2 separate regions of the Mus musculus genome follow, and region 2 is linked to region 1. Evidence: chromatin loops called from intact Hi-C (ENCODE). Cell type or tissue: heart. All regions are shown on one strand.

Region 1 (8,000 bases):
TCACAAAAAGAACACACATGGTTTACACTCACTGATAAGTGGATATTAGCCCAAAAGCTCGGAATACCCAAGATATAATTCATAGATCACATGAAGCTCAAAAAGAAGGAAGACTAAAGTGTGGGTGATTCAGTCTTTCTTAGAAAGGAGAACAAAACACTCACAGGAGCAGATATGGATACAAAGTGTGGAGCAGAGGCTGAAGGAAAGGCCACCCAAAGACTGCCCCACCTGGATCCCATATATAGTTACCAAACCCAGACACTATTGTGGATGCCAAGAAGTGCGTGCTGATAGGAGCCTGATATAGCTGTCTCCTGAGAGGCTCTGCCAGAGCCTGACAAATACAAAGGTGGATACTTGCAGTCAACCATTGGACTGAGCATAGGGTCCCCAATGGAGGAGTTAGAGAAAGGACTGAAGGAGCTGAAGGGGTTTGCAACCCTGTAGGAAGAACAACAATATCAACTAACCAGACTCCCAAGAGCTTCCAGAGACTAAACCACCAACCAAGGAGTACACATGGAGGGACCCATGGCTCCAGTCACATATGTAGCAGAGGATGGCTTTGTTGGGGATGCCCCAGTGTAGGGGAATTTGATGGTGGGGAGGCAGGAGTTAGGGGGTGGGTGGGGGAGCACCCTCATAGAAGCAAGGGGACGGGGGATGGGATAAGGGTTTTGGAGGCTAGGGGAGGAACCAGGGAAAGTGGATAACATTTGAAATGTAAATAAGAAAACATCCAATAAGAAAAAGTAGGATAACCAGCATGGATTGGCATGGTTCGAGAAGCTCCAGAAAGAAGACAGACTTGAATTGTTGAACTAGCAAAGGTAGACTTGGAATGGGGTGGTGCACTGCAGTGAGGGTGTAAACTAAGGTGTAGATCCAGAGGCAGGTTGTATTCAATGGGGTAGGAGTTAGAGAGAGAAAGAGAGAGAGCATAGGTTGGTCACAGGGCTAGGGAATTCATGCTGGCTTTGAAGAAGGGAGCCCTGAAGCCAGTTGCACGCTCCGAGCTTAAGGACCTGGATTTCATTTGCAGTACCACTGAAGGGAAGTCCTGGGGATCTTGAGTGGGTTTATGTCAGCCCTATGTCAACAATCAAAGCAGTTTTTAAAGATAGAGCTATTTTAAGACACTGAACTGGAATTTTTGAGTCTCTAGAGTGAGCTTGCTTTTCAGAGAGTTCGGAGGTTCACTGATAATCTTTCTCTTTCTCTAGGGAGGAAGCATAGCAATATCTCAGTTCCCTGGGAAAATGAGTTGATAGTGAGGCATGATGGGAATTTCCCATGATGATCATCATGGTAATTCTGGTGGGAGGAGGCCACAAGCCAGGAGCTTGCTCATATAAGTCTATCTCTCTGTGTATGTGTGTGTTGTGTGTATGTATGTATGTGGTATGTATGTCTGTAGTACATGCATGTTATATGCATGCATGTGTTCTGTATATGCTGTGTATTATGTTATTTGTATGCATCTATTTAAATGTGCATTGCATGTATGTCTGTATATAGTAAATGTGTTGAATCTCTGCATGTGTGTTATGTTTGTATATTATATATATGTCTCTCTGTGTTGAGCATATGCATTGTCTGTGTTAGTACATGTAGTGTGCATGCATATTTGGAATGCATTTTGTCTGTATGTCTGTGTACATGTACATGTTATACATGTGTTGTATGTATAACTCTGTGTGCATGTGTGATTCATATGTGTGTTGTATGTGTAACTATGTGCATGTGTGCTTCATATTTGTTGTATGTATAACTTTCTATGTGCATGAGTACTTCATATGTGTGTTGTATAAATATCTGTGTATGTGTATTTTGTATGTGTGTTGTTTTTTGTCTGTTATACTGTGTATTGTATGTACATGTGTGTTTGTGTGTATTATGCATGCATGCTATATTTATGAGTCTTTGTGTGTAACATATGAATGTTATGGATATGTATTTGTATGTCTGCATTTATGTGTGTGTTATGGGGTATGTGTTTGTATGTCTGAGTGTATGTATGTGTTGTTTATGTCTCTGTGTATAAATATGTATCCATACATGTCCTGAGAGAAATAATTACTAGGTTTCCACAGCTTTGGATACAAAGCTTTCTCATTTGGATTGAGCGGCACATGCATACATGGGTGGTTTGGTACAATGAACATTCTAACTTGAACTTTTAAAGAGGTTGGTGAGGAAAACTTACAGTCAATGGACAGGGCTTGGGATTCTCACTGGAAGGGAACATACTTAGGAGCTAAAAAAATGCCTTCTGTACTTGTAGCCAAGAGTTAACTAAGCTCATGAGAAGAGGAAGATGCCAGAATAAGGCACACCAATATCCTTTCTGGTCTGGTCCGTAAAAGGGTCTAAAGGTGGCTATCTTTAGTAGCAGGTACAGATTCATCTGTCCCATGGAATGAGTAGATACCCTTTCATCTTGCCCTTAGTGTAGCCCATGGATGGACTGAAAGAGTGGGAATTGTGTGGACAAAGAAACGAATTATCTGCTTTATTAGAGTTAAAAGACTGGACAGGGACAGATGTGCCTAGGATGTACAATGTAGAAGCAGGAGTGTTTATGGAAGTTTAAACAGACATGGCAGATTTGTGCCTGTTGGCACACTGAGCTGAGAGGATGCTAGCAAGGACCTGTGGGAATAGAGATCACACCTTAGACCCCAACAACCCTGACAGCTATTCTTCAGTTCTGTCCATTTCTGTGAGACTGTGCTACAAAGTTAGCTTCCACCCGAGCAGACTGCCTTCTTTCCCCCATGTGAGCGTTCTATATGGGGAGATGTTAAAGAGGCCTCTTGGGAACTGGAAGTGTGAAGGTTTGTTCACACCGTGAGCGAACTGCAAGTCATACTCTGGCTGGGGAAAGAAGTGCTGGTTTCCAACAGGGGAGCTGACACCGAAGGCTAAAGAGGAGACACCCCGGTGGCTGAGAAATGTCCCAAACTGAACTCCAGAGAGTCAGCATCTGCATGTAATTACTTAGGGTGCATAATTCTCTTATGGGTGCTCACTTAGTAAAGCATTTACATTTACATTCACAGCTCATTAGGCGGCTTGTGGATTTGATTTGAACATTTTAAGTGGGATTGTTTTTAATCTTTGGAGGCACTATAAACCCACAGTCACGCTCAACTGCTGCAGACATTTGGAAGGAAAAGGAAATGTCAAAACTAGTTTGTTTTGCCTCCTGGGAGGAGTTTTATAAAGCAGGGGGTAGAAGTGACCACGAATAATCCAAGTGGGACATCTGTCTCATCTTCTTCCTTTGGGAACCCAAGGCTTTTCTGCAACCATCAGGGCCAAAAGTCAAGTGACTTGCAATGCTGATGGGGAGAGAGCAAAATTAAACGTGACTTTGGAGTTGTTATAAAAAGAAATCATAAAATAACAGAACTTTCTAACAGATGTTTAATTTTAAATAGTAAACACTGCAGACTTGCTGGAGACTGTCAATGGGTTGAGAAACCAATTCCATCTCTTCCCTTGGGCTCTTGCACGAATTGTGATGGGAACTGCTGGTCTTTAGCGAAGCAGTCAGCACACGAGAGTACGCCATCTAAGTGGAAGTTTCCTTTCTTTAGGAAACAGAGACATTTGCAATTTATTCATGGTGCCAGGTGTTCCTTAGCTGTGTGCTTTGGGACCCGAGTTCAGTGCCTGTAGTTTTCCATTTTTTTAAAATGGGAGAACTGTAAAATGAGAGACATGTGATGGGGCCATGCTTCATGAAGCCAGAGTCTCCTTGATCGCCTCTGGGCACATCTGATTTCAAATCTAAGTGCTCTTTCCCTGACCTTGATACTTAGGTATGGGTCTGATAGTATGAGTCACACATGGGACTGGTGCAAGGAATGGTCTGGTTTTCCATACTGGAGATGGCTAGATAATCCTTTGCCAGTTGAGGAACTGTTCACATGGTTAATATTGGGATAAGGACATAGTTGGGGTGGGGCACAGTGACAAGTACTTCCGACAGATTTGTACCTAAAAACCGTGCTTTTTTGACTCAGGGAGGGTGACTGGGGGGAACCAGATAGAATAAGGACTGTGTGGAAATTACCTTAAGAAGGTTCGTCTCAAGTTCAAAATAACCCTTTTGATGGCTAGCTCCAACTCCTTCTCCCTAGGAATAGGCTCCTGCCACCATCTTCTATGACGCCACAACTAATTGATCATAAAGGGTTGGATCAATGGTGAATGCTTGACCCAAAGCCACTTAGGATTCTTGCCTTGGAATTTTGTCTTTTCTTTTCTTCTTTTTTGTTTAAAGATTTGTTTATTTATTTTATGTTTATGAGTACACTATAGCTGTACAGTTGGTTGTGAGCCGGGATGTGGTTGCTGGGAACTAAACTCAGGACCTCTGCTTTCTCCAGCCCCGCTCACTCTGGCCCAAAGATTTATTTATTGTTATATATAAGCACACCGTAGCTCTCTTCAGACACACCAGAAGAGGGCATCAGATCTTATTACAGATGGTTGTGAGCCACCATGTAGTTGCTGGGATTTGAACTCAGGACCTTTAGAAGAGCAGTCAGTGCTCTTAACCACTGAGCCATCTCTCCAGCCCCAGAATTGTCTTTTCTTTGAGATAGATTAGCACTATATCCCTCTGGCTGGAACTTTCTGTTAACCAGGCTGGCCTCATGGAGTTCCCCCTCCCTCTGAGTTGCAAGTACCAGGATCAAAGGCATATATCCTATCCCATCCAGCAAAGATTTATTCGTTTACTATTTTATGTCTATATGTATATACTTGAGTGCATATATGTGTACCACATAAGTGCAAGGTACCTATGAAGGCCAGGAGAGAGTGTTGGCTCCCTGGAGCTGGAGTTACAGGTAGTTGTGGACAGCCTGAGGTGGGTGCTGGGAACCGGATCTGGGTCCTCTGCAAGAGCAGCAAGTGTGTTTCACCACTGAGCCATGTTGTCCAGTTCCTTGCCCTGGAACTCTGGAGAGGTCAGCCACCATTGTCTCAAGTGGTCACTAGACCTGACAACTGAGGACATCATCCTCTCCCCTCCCTTCCCCCACCGAGTTGCTGCGAATACTTATGTGGGAAGTAGGGAAGCCATGCATGAGAAGCCACAGAGCAAAAGCAATATACTGTCACTCTGTGGACTCAGAGATCCTGTTGGATTGTTGTCTTGGGGGTTCTGAGATAGTCTTGTGTCCTTACAACAAACCCCTGTTCACTCCAAAGCCAACTCAAGTCTCTGACTCTGATTTCGATTAGAGTATTTGTGGTGCATTTTCTAACACCATATTTTCCTCGTAGGCATAAGTATAGCCAGCGACCATGTTGGCCTTACGGGAGATTTCCATCTTTTAAAATTAATAAGGAGTGGAGATCCTTTTTGGACAGTTTTGATCCAAAGCCCAGAATCTCCACCATGTCTTCTTATTCTCTGCTAAGACAACAAGTATTCCATTCCCCAGCTGCTGTCTCCATGGTGATCAAGATTCCTCTACAGCATCTGTCTGGCAAGGGCCACACTGCGTACACAGCTGCAGGTGTGTGGTACGCAGAGTGAAGCGTGTGCAGGCGGTGTCAGGAGGGCCGGCAAGGCCACAGAGGCTGCTCTGCATTCCGTGAGTGACTTCTGTATCTGCCTGCCTTTTGCTAGCGCAGCAGAGCGAGGTGCAGACAAGTCCGCACAGAAAATTAGCTGTAATTTAGGTAATATCTCCAATGCCCTGCCAGTCACTTGATTATGTGATTGAAAGGAGTATTTCGTTTGGAGATTTGCAATTTTCTGGTGCTATTGGCCTTACCCAATTGCATTTCCTGTCATTTATCACATTGTGAGATACCAAGACAAACTTACTTCTCCTTACATTTATCATATTACAGGGAGAATGTAGAGGCAGGTTTAGCCAATTGCTTTACAGCAGACAATGCCTCTTCCTTTGTGGAGGGCATTGGACAGCTTTCTTTCCAAGGATCTCTCTTGGGCATATTCTGCATGGGGAGGATTGCTTCTGCAATGATTTTTGAAGTTGAGATTTTTCTCCTTAATGACAGCATTGCCTTCTAAAAAGACTACAGAGTGAGTGAGCCCAGAATGACAGCGAGGCAAGGGGGCTCCCTTCTCCTCCAGAAACCAAGAGCAGCAGTGCTAAAAGGGACAGCTGAAGATACAGCAAGGTGATAATTTGAAGATGCTTGGACTCTGACTTGCTCCATCATAAATTGGACCATGTAAAAGTCCTTTAAACAAAGGGGGCTTAAATATTTAAATTAGGAAGCAGGTAAAGACCCCGTGGTGCCCTGCACGCAATCCACCCCCGCCCCTGTACTCCCCCTTGCTGGCCATTAGTTACGGTTTAGCTCATACATGGACTGACCTAGATTTTTCCTTTCCTCTGTAAAGATGGCATTAAAGAATAATTTAATCTCTAGCCCTTGGTGCTTTAATTGAGCCTTTCAAGTAGTTAGTAAGTAGCTGGTCCTTGCATCAAAAGCTTATGCTTGTCAAATGTAGATTTATTTCTGAGCCTCTGGACCAAGACTTCTGAATGGTACCATCAGGGGCTGGAGAAGCCACTTTCAGGCAAATGTAGGCACACCACAGCCTCCAATGTATCCCTGGATACAGCTAAAGTAACCCAGAGAGAACTGGAAACTTCAGGATATCTGGCTGTACCTCAGGTTGATGAAATGAGAGCTGTTTTGTCAGCAGCCTTAAAGGTCTCCGAACAGTCCAAGGCATCCTCTGCCCCAGTGCCTCACTGTGGGAAGAAAGCAGGAAGACTCCTGGAATCCAGCTCTGGACTGGATTCTAACATGTATGCTCTCATGAGGCCTGGCTGCCTGCATGGGTGAACAGCCTCTGAAATAGAGACAGGCACCATTTGAACTCTGGTGAGTCGGAGCAGTTGGCTGATTATAGAGTGTCTTTAATTTTGAGATTGCTGTTGCTTTTCAAGCCAGGTGTAAAGAGAGAAAAGCTTGTGGGAGTTGCTCAGTTTCCCAGCCCTGACCAGCGCAGAGGAAGGGAGCCCAGTTCAGCAATCAACCCCTAGTCCCTCCCCAGAATCATCCTATCACCTCTCTTTTAGAATTTGAAGATGTGCCGTCTGGGTTGATCATCTTGACATATTTGCCTATCTATTGTTTAATTCTTTCTAGAATGAAAGTTTTGTAAAGGCAAGCCTGTCCTACTTAGAACGGGACCTGACACACAGTAAGTGCTCAACTGATGTTTGTTGAGTGAATGGAAAAATGATTTAGAGTATATCTGCTAATATTAGTGTTGTTTCCACATAGATGGTTCCTCATCATATGCTTCTTCATCTATCAGTGTGATTTTATTTTTACATTTTTTTTTTTTTACAATTAAAAGATCCAACTCAGGTAAAATTCCAACTCTTTGTTTTTTCTATTATTCTATACTCAAACTATGTCTTCTTTTTTTTTTTTTTTTTTTTTTTTTTTTTTTTTTTTTTTTTTTTCCATTTTTTATTAGGTATTTAGCTCATTTACATTTCCAATGCTATACCAAAAGTCCCCCTTACCCACCCACCCCCACTCCCCTACCCACCCACTCCCCCCCTTTGGCCCTGGCGTTCCCCTGTACCGGGGCACACAAAGTCTGCGTGTCCAATGGGCCTCTCTTTCCAGTGATGGCCGACTAGGCCATCTTTTGATACATATGCAGCTAGAGTCAAGAGCTCAGGGGTACTGGTTAGTTCATAATGTTGTTCCACCTATAGGGTTGAAGATCCCTTTAGCTCCTTGGGTACTTTCTCTAGCTCCTCCATTGGGAGCCCTGTGATCCATCCATTAGCTGACTGTGAGCATCCACTTCTGTGTTTGCTAGGCCCCGGCATAGTCTCACAAGAGACAGCTACATCTGGGTCCTTTCGATAAAATCTTGCTAGTATATGCAATGGTGTCAGCGTTTGGATGCTGATTATGGGGTGGATCCCTGGATATGGCAGTCTCTACATGGTCCATCCTTTCATCTCAGC
Region 2 (8,000 bases), 95 kb before region 1:
CATCTTGCTCTTTCATGGTCCTTGTCAGTCGCGTCGGAACCCAAAGTGTATTATCTTCAACCTGTGGAAAAACACAAATAGCTCCCCTGGAGCTGATTAATATGGGATCCAGACCATACCATTTATTATCAAGGACATTTTTCCACTTGACCATTTCATTGGGCGGTTGAGGCCATTGTCCGTGCCTTTCAGCTGGTGATCTCCCAGCATCATCCAATTTTTAAAAATTAAGAGTAAATATTGTAAGGGATAGAGCCATCTTTGGCGTCATAGCCTCTATTCCCCCTTTGAGGGAGGGACTTTTAAACTTGAAGTATTCCTTCCAGAAGAATACCCAATGGCAGCACCTAAAGTACGTTTCATGACCAAAATTTATCATCCTAATGAAGACAAGTTGGGAAGAATATGTTTAGATATTTTGAAAGATAAGTGGTCCCCAGCACTGCAGATCCACACAGTTCTGCTATCAATCCAGGCTTTGTTAAGTGCTCCTAATCCAGATGATCCATTAGTAAATGATGTAACCGAGCAATGGAAGGCCAACGAAGCCCAAGCCTCTAAGCAGTGGGATATACTATTTATTTACAAAGTAAACAGCTAGGACTTATCTGTTTAGTCTTTCTTGCCAGTGGCTAGCTTCAGCTTATGAATTTCTCCCTTGAATAGGAGCCAGGTAATGATGTACGTGCTCTAATATGTTGAATATAAAAGGGGTGCTCACGCATCAAAATACAATCTTGTATTTTCATCAAAATTTTAGATACTGAACTGTTAGTCAGTTTTAATATAACATGAACAGTGACTAATTACACTTTCAATTGTTTCTCTAGAAGAGATATTGTAAGTAGAATGCATGAAAAGTTATTATAGTCACATGTGTATATTAATCAGAAATAAGAGAAAGTCTTTAAGTTGTCTCTGCAAATAACTATCTTCTAGGGAAAAACAGCTTGAGTAGTAAGTCTAAAACCCAAATAAATATAAGGATCCTGAGTTTGTATCTTTTCAGGAGCTATCTGTAATCTTTATCAGTTAAAGCTTTATGTAAACCTCTATAACACAAAAGCAAATCCTGGGGGTCTTTTCCAGGCAACCCAGGACAATTTAACTGCCCAAAAACAATCTTAAAGGAACAGTTTTTTTTCTTATAAGTTGCATAAGCAATTTCAAGCTCTGAGATATAATATTGACTATTAATATACAACTTAAAGTTTGATTGTTCAACATCTTTAAACACCATCTTCAGCACACAATTTATCTGTGCTGAAACAGGAGGAAACTCAAAAGAATAAGCGTGTGATTCAATTCACATATACTTTTCTCTCATAAAGGCTATTTTTTAAATAGTAAATGGGATGCATGCATGCATGAATTTATAGAAGAGATAGGAGCATGCATGAAAATAATTTTTTAACTATCTTAGGATAATGATTATCAATTTTACTTAATATGATGATATACAATAGATCAAACATCAATATTCTGCAATAACCAAATTAATGGCTATTTGGAACAAGGAAAAGGCACTTATACACATAAGCAAACTCTGTACACTATAACTTTATATAAAGTAGGCAAGTCAAATCGCAATGTCTTGATAAATTTCACAGCCTGATTGACCTTTTATAAACTTTGAATTTAAACTTTATTTAGAACAACATCTGGCTAGGTTTGTAACAAGGCTCTTTCAGCTAAAAGAAAGGGAGGGAGAGCTGAAGTTCCAGGTTTCTCCAGTCACAGTTTGTGAAACAAAAGAAGTGCCACACAAGCCTAGCTAAGGCTGCTCCCCTCCGAGCTCAGCCTTAACCCAAATGCAAACTTTTCTCAATCTGAACACTCTGCCAGAGTCCTGGCCCAAAGATTATCCCTATTTTGAAGTATCCTTAAAGACCTGTTTTCTTGGGTTCGTTCATGTTGTTTAGAATGACTCCAACCCTGAGTTCTCAATTTTAAGCTAATTTTCTGTTACAAGCAAAAGGTTGCCTGCCCCTTTAAGTGGTCCGGTTGCAATCAGTCCTCAGCAGGGCTTTTCCAGCTGTACTTGACTTCCAGTCATAGTGCTTATCAGTTTATGCTGTGCAAACTGAGACTGCTTTTTAAACAAGTTAAAGGATGGACAGCTAGCAGATAAAGTTTTAACCATTTATATTTTTCAACATGAAACAAAGAACAACAATCATTCAAACAACCAAACAAAAACAAACATGAATTGATAGACATATGAACAATTCGGTGCACCAAAAACAGACAATAGACAGACAGGGAATAGAACTTGATGTCTCAAAGGGACACAGATATCCTAACCAGAGCTAAGAATATCTCCATAGGAGCCAGAGAGGAAGCAGGACGTCTCCCATTTTCCTTCTGTTCCCAGGAGAGAGCTCTGAAATAGCTTATTTTCATTTTTTCTCTTTTTTGCTAAAAGATCCCAAACAGGGGATAACTGCTTTTCTAAAACTTACTTTCTCTCTCTCATGTTCAGAGTCTACTTCCTTATCTCCTCCTTCTGGGAATACTGCCAGAGAAGGGGGAGGAGGCACCATGGCTGCTTCAGATAGTTACTCCTCTTTCCCTGAGAGCTATTTTTAAGCCTTTGATGAAGGCTGCCTCTTTAGCCAAAGTCCTCGAGAGGAGGGTAAATTGACTTAATTATTTGATCTTCATTTTTATATTATCCTTTGTATCTTTATATTTTATATTATCTTTTGTATCTTTATATTTTAGTTTCTTTTCTTTTTCTCTTTTTATATTTCTTATTTTACTTATTTTTCTGCGTGCATCTTCTTTTTCATTTCTCTCTGTTTCTGATATGCCTTCCTGGTACTCCTGCAAAAGTCAATGCCCTTCCTTAACAGCTGGTTCACATTTCTTATCCTGGATAGACTGGCCAGTATCAGGACAAGAAAGAAAACAAGCAACACAACCCCAGCAACAATTACTGGACCTAGTGCGTAGGAAAGCATACCTCTCAGAGACTTACATTAATTTCTTTTTACTTACCGGTACCCCTGTTCCCCAGCTGAAGAGTTCTGAATCCACGCAGTTGAATCCTTCTCAACAGACTGCTTTATGGGAACACTTCATTAACCACCCAATCCCCGTGATGCAGTTCTGAATCCTCCTATAACAGGGGGTCTTCGCTTGTGCCTGAAGATGTTTCTTATCCTGGGTTTCGGCACCACTTTGTGGGACGCCCTACTCGCCAGCAAATAAGATGCCACAACTGGATCCTTCTGCAACACGTTTATTAGGAGAGCATTGACTGCGTAGGCGAAAGACCCCGAGCCCCAGAACTGGCACTGCTTAAATAGGCCTAGGAGAGGCGTGTCTACACCTGTTTGGTTATGCTTTCAGTACCCCTCCCACATGCCTTGGGCCAGGCAGTGACTAAGCAAAAAACTCTTATGCACATGCGCACATTGGTTGTTTACCCATATTCAGGGGCGTCGGCTTACTGGAACCTGTGCCATCTTGTAATGACGTTTGTGGCTTCCCATACTTTACTTTCTGGCTTCCTGTGCCAACTTCAGAAGTAAGGAATGTCAGGCCCAGTGGACCCAAGGCTGGAGGATGCAGAGGCAGGGTGATGTAGTCTTGCTCCATTTTTTTTTTTTTTTTGTCAGCTGTTTCCCAGGGTTCTAATGTCCCTGCCGGTGGCATTGTCCCAGATGTGTGTTGGAAACTCTTACTTGATGTTCCTTAAAATATTTCAATCTCTCTTTTAGGGATTTATTAAAAACAAATGGAATGTAAGCCTGCTTCAGTCTATGTTGCTATGACGAAGTGCCTAAGACTGGGGAGGTTATAATCAACAGAGACATGGAGGCTGGGATATCCATGATCAAAGGCACCAGCAGGTTCAGTGTCTGTTGAGGATCTCTTTCTCATTCAGGAGACCATGTTAGATGTCCTCACATGCAGAAAGAAGTAAGAATGGATCTGAGCATGTGTTCATTGCCACAAGAGTGGAAGATTAGGCCCTTGGATAAAGATCCTGACCCCCCACTCACTGGGAACCCATGAGTGAATAACCCAACAGAGGCTTATCTCTTAGTGCTCATCACACTGACTAGTAAAATTTCCCACATGAAGTTTGGCTACAGTACCAAACAACCCCTACATATTGTTATGTCACTTTGAAGAGAAAAATTGAGCATCTGGGAGCACAAAGGACGGGCAAGCCAGCACCTATTCTGTAGTAATTGAAAACATTCTTATGTCTTTTGTTTTTGTTTTTCCAGACAGGGTTTCTCTGTATAGCCCTGGCTGTCCTGGAACTCACTTTGTAGACCAGGCTGGCCTCGAACTCAGAAATCTGCCTGCCTCTGCCTCCCAAGTTGCTGGGATTAAAGGCATGTGCCACCACCGCCCGGCCATTCTTATGTCTTAACGGTTATTAGCATGCTGCTTAAAGCTCATAAAATGCGCCCTTCATGGGAATGCCCAGATTAGGGTCTATTAGAAAAAAAGATTCAGTCTGGCTTCATTCTGCCATAAATATCAAACTTCGAGCATTACAGTTGTACCCAGTAGGGTAGGGCTGGCCTTATGTCCTTCGATGCCACCACTGGACCTGGTTTCTCTCAACGAAAGCTTCCTTGCCAGTCCTTCAATAGGAGTGCCCACTTAAGATGGGAGAGAGTAGTGTAGGCACCTCCCCTCAGCTCTACAGATCCTCTTGGGTGTTGATTCCATTATGGCCCTACAATAATAGTCTGTGTGACGTGTTTGTTCTAGAAAGCAGTAAGTGAACTCTTTCTCAGAGGAGTTTATAGGGGGAAATGGAGAGAGTAGGAAAGATGGATGAAGAGACCCAAGGTCAGTGTAAGGCTCACAGGAGTCAGCTAGTAGATCCTAAAACTTACGTGCAGGTAGAAGCAACTCCAGTTGCATGGTAAAGAAGGAAGAAGAAGTGGCAAGGTGGAAATGGCTGTTTTCAAGCCAAGGAAAAGGTGTATGGAAAGTCCAGGAAGGGGAAGTATTAGAGAGGGATGCAGGCAGGGAGCCCCAGATAGCCGGCAAGCTAGTTTAGACTGGGACTTAGAGCTTTAGGATTTGGCAGAAAGAGATAAAGCTTACCGTTATGATAAGGGCTTTAGAAGCCCCATCTAGTGAGTCCTTTATCAAGGGGGCAGTCAAGAGGCCTTAGGCTCCAGACCAACTGCTTCCCCTGAGACAAAGGGGAACGGCACAGTCATGCATGGACTTTACAGACAGTCCTGAGGCAATGTGAAGGGCAGTAGATGTGACAGCGGAGAGAAGGCAAGGAGGTAACCTAGACTCCTGGGACAGTGACAGCTTAGCCAGGCTAAGAGGGAGGCATGCGGGATAATGAAGAGGGTCACTACTTTGTGGACTCTGTCTGTGTACATACATGTGTACATGGGTGCTCAGCAAATCATTATATCCCCGGGAGCTGGACTTATGGGTGTTCGTGGGCTATATGATGTGAGTGGCAGGGGTCTGAACTAGTGGTTAGAAAGTGGAATGGCGGCTGTTTACAGCATGAAGGATTTCCCAAGATTAACAACTTTTTTTTCCCTTGAAAATAATACTATCAATATCCAAAACTTCATTAGAAAAAATTACACAAGATTAAAATCGAGGTCAAACTTCTCAGGAAAATGGAAGAAATGAATTGATAAGGCAGAGACTGGGGAAACACTTGCAAAATGAAGCCATCTGAAGTTGATTTGGTGGCCTCACTTACCCGCGCCTGGATCCCAGTTCCCACATATGTGAACTTTTAAGGTCAGCTTGGGCTATGTAGTGAGAACTTGTGTCAAAAACAAAACCTAAACACTCACCAAGAATGAAAGCTTATCTAGCAAATGATCAGAGTGCAGGATACATGAAGGTATCACACCCAACAATACAATGCCAAGGCACACAGTAGAGAAATTTCAAGATTTGTACATTTCTCTACAAGAGAAGCCCACGTGTATCTAGTAAGAACATTTGAAAGCCCTCAATGTCATCATCGGGAAAATTAAAAAGTAAACCACATCGAGATGTCCTCACAGGTCAAGTTTAAGAAATGTCAGCAGGGCCATAAAGTTCTTAGAACTCTCCCAAGTCTCAAACAGTGCTGTGGGAGAAGTTCACATATGTGGGAACCAGGATCCAGGCCGGGGTGAAAGACACAGAGTCATGGTCCCAGAAAATAGACTCCAGAGACCAGCATCAGTAAAGGTATCATACAGCAGCAAGCGTTTGGCCCAATGGGGAATGAGCTCTGGAGTAGCCAACCATCTTACTGTCACTATCGAGAGGTGCCAGGCTCCCAGCATCCGAGGGGACTTCCATAAAGGTCGGGGAATCAGTCACCATCCTGTTCCTGGTCCCATTCAGATATTCCTCTAGTTTGCTAGGATCCTTTATTTTGTGTCCTGAGGTATGTCATAGGACATGGGCACTCATACTATTAAGGTGTTATGGGAGTCTCCCTCGCCATCCTCCAGGCCCCACCCACACCCATAGAGCATCATGAAGCTAACCATATCCTCATCCCAACTCTGCAGATTTATTTCTCTGTTTACCCTCAAGAATGAAAACTGATGAACCCTGAGAGTCTAACCAAAATGCTCTCAGCAGGTTTCTCTGTAATAGAAGTTGGGAACATTTTCAACCACTTTCAACATTTTCTGTACTTACACAGCCATCAACAAGCAAGAACACGGAGAATCCCAAATCCTTTACAGGAGCAGGAAGCTTGGAAGAGTGTACTCTGTGTACTCACGTACACGGAAAATGCTAGAACCACCAAAACTACCCAGAAGGGGTCGGAGAGATAGCGCCATTGGTAAAATATTTGCCTTTTAAGCCCGGGGACCTGAATTCAATCCTCTGAACTCGCATTAAAAAGTTGGGTGTAGTAGCATGTAATTGTTATCTTCCAGAAAAATGTGACCTTGGTCCTTCAGTGACAAGGAACAGGATCCAGCTATGAACCTGACCATGAGGACTTAAGCTTTGTGGTACCCAGGACTGGGGGCCTGTCTGCTTGCAAGAGGCCTCCTGACCCCTGGAAGCCGTGATATTGCCTGTCGCAAGTCTTTTAGTTTGTGCTGATTCATTACGTAGCAATTAAAAAATAATTGGTCACATGTTCGGTGCCATAGGAAGACAATCGGGCATTTACTATTCCCAGGACATACCTGGAAGTAAGCTATGGGCTAGAAGGAAGAGAGTGCTTGAGCTCCTTGGAGCCAGAACTGCAGGAAGATAAGGAAAAAGCCTGGGAGAATGTGTTGCCTAAACTGAACCAAGAGGTGGGGTTTATTTTCACAGGGGGTTTGGTGCAATATGGGAATTCACAGGCTTTCAAAGCCCCCATACTTCTGTGTCCTCAGGTGGGATTCAAAACCTTGCCCATGGAAAGAAGCTGTGATGGTTTGTATATGCTCGGCCCAGGGAGTGGCACTATTAGAAGGTATGGCCCCGTTGGAGTAGGTGTGGTCTTGTTGGAGTAGGCGTGGCCTTGTTGGACTGGGTGTGGCCTTGATGGAGTAAGTATGCCACTGTGGGTGTGGGCTTTAAGACCCTCATCCTAGCTGCCTGCAAGCGAGTCTTCTAGGAGCCTTCAGATGAAGATGTAGAACTCTCAGCTCCTCCTGCACCATGCCTGCCTGGATGCTGCCATGCTCCCACCTTGATGATAAGGGACTGAACCTCTGAACCTGTAAGCCAACCCCAATTAAATGTCCTTATAAGAGTTGCTTGGTTATGGTGTCTGTTCACAGCAGTAAAACCCTAACTAATACAGAAGTATCTGGCACACCCAGAAATGCCACTGTGATGCCATTTAGTCAGGAAACTAGGTGCTTTGAGCATCATCTTGTGTACTTCTATGTGAGGTAGAGCTTTATTCCAAACAGATGTCAGGGACAGTGATGCAGAAGCATCGCAAAGCAATAGAGTTGATCTTATAAAAGACTTGCTAATAGATTTGCCTAGGAGTCATTAAACCACATAAAGAGGAATTCAGATAAGGGAACATA

The links. Peaks named below come from ENCODE experiments on the same cell type or tissue, not always from the same donor. Only the 100,000 strongest peaks of a DNase experiment are listed, where the experiment ranks them.
Region 2: a loop joins it to region 1, with 2.9 times the contacts of the local background. A loop is called at or near these places in 2 of 42 quality-filtered maps.

What each region holds. Positions count from the first base shown.
Region 1 is chr10:66,588,505-66,596,504 of GRCm38, reverse strand. No RefSeq gene overlaps it. Among named protein-coding and RNA genes, the nearest start is that of Gm40677, 80 kb to the right of the region's middle. In heart, no CTCF peak of the experiment used is centred here; a DNase peak (open chromatin) is centred at 3,314.
Region 2 is chr10:66,683,896-66,691,895 of GRCm38, reverse strand. No RefSeq gene overlaps it. Among named protein-coding and RNA genes, the nearest start is that of Gm31240, 58 kb to the left of the region's middle. In heart, no CTCF peak of the experiment used is centred here; no DNase peak of the experiment used is centred here.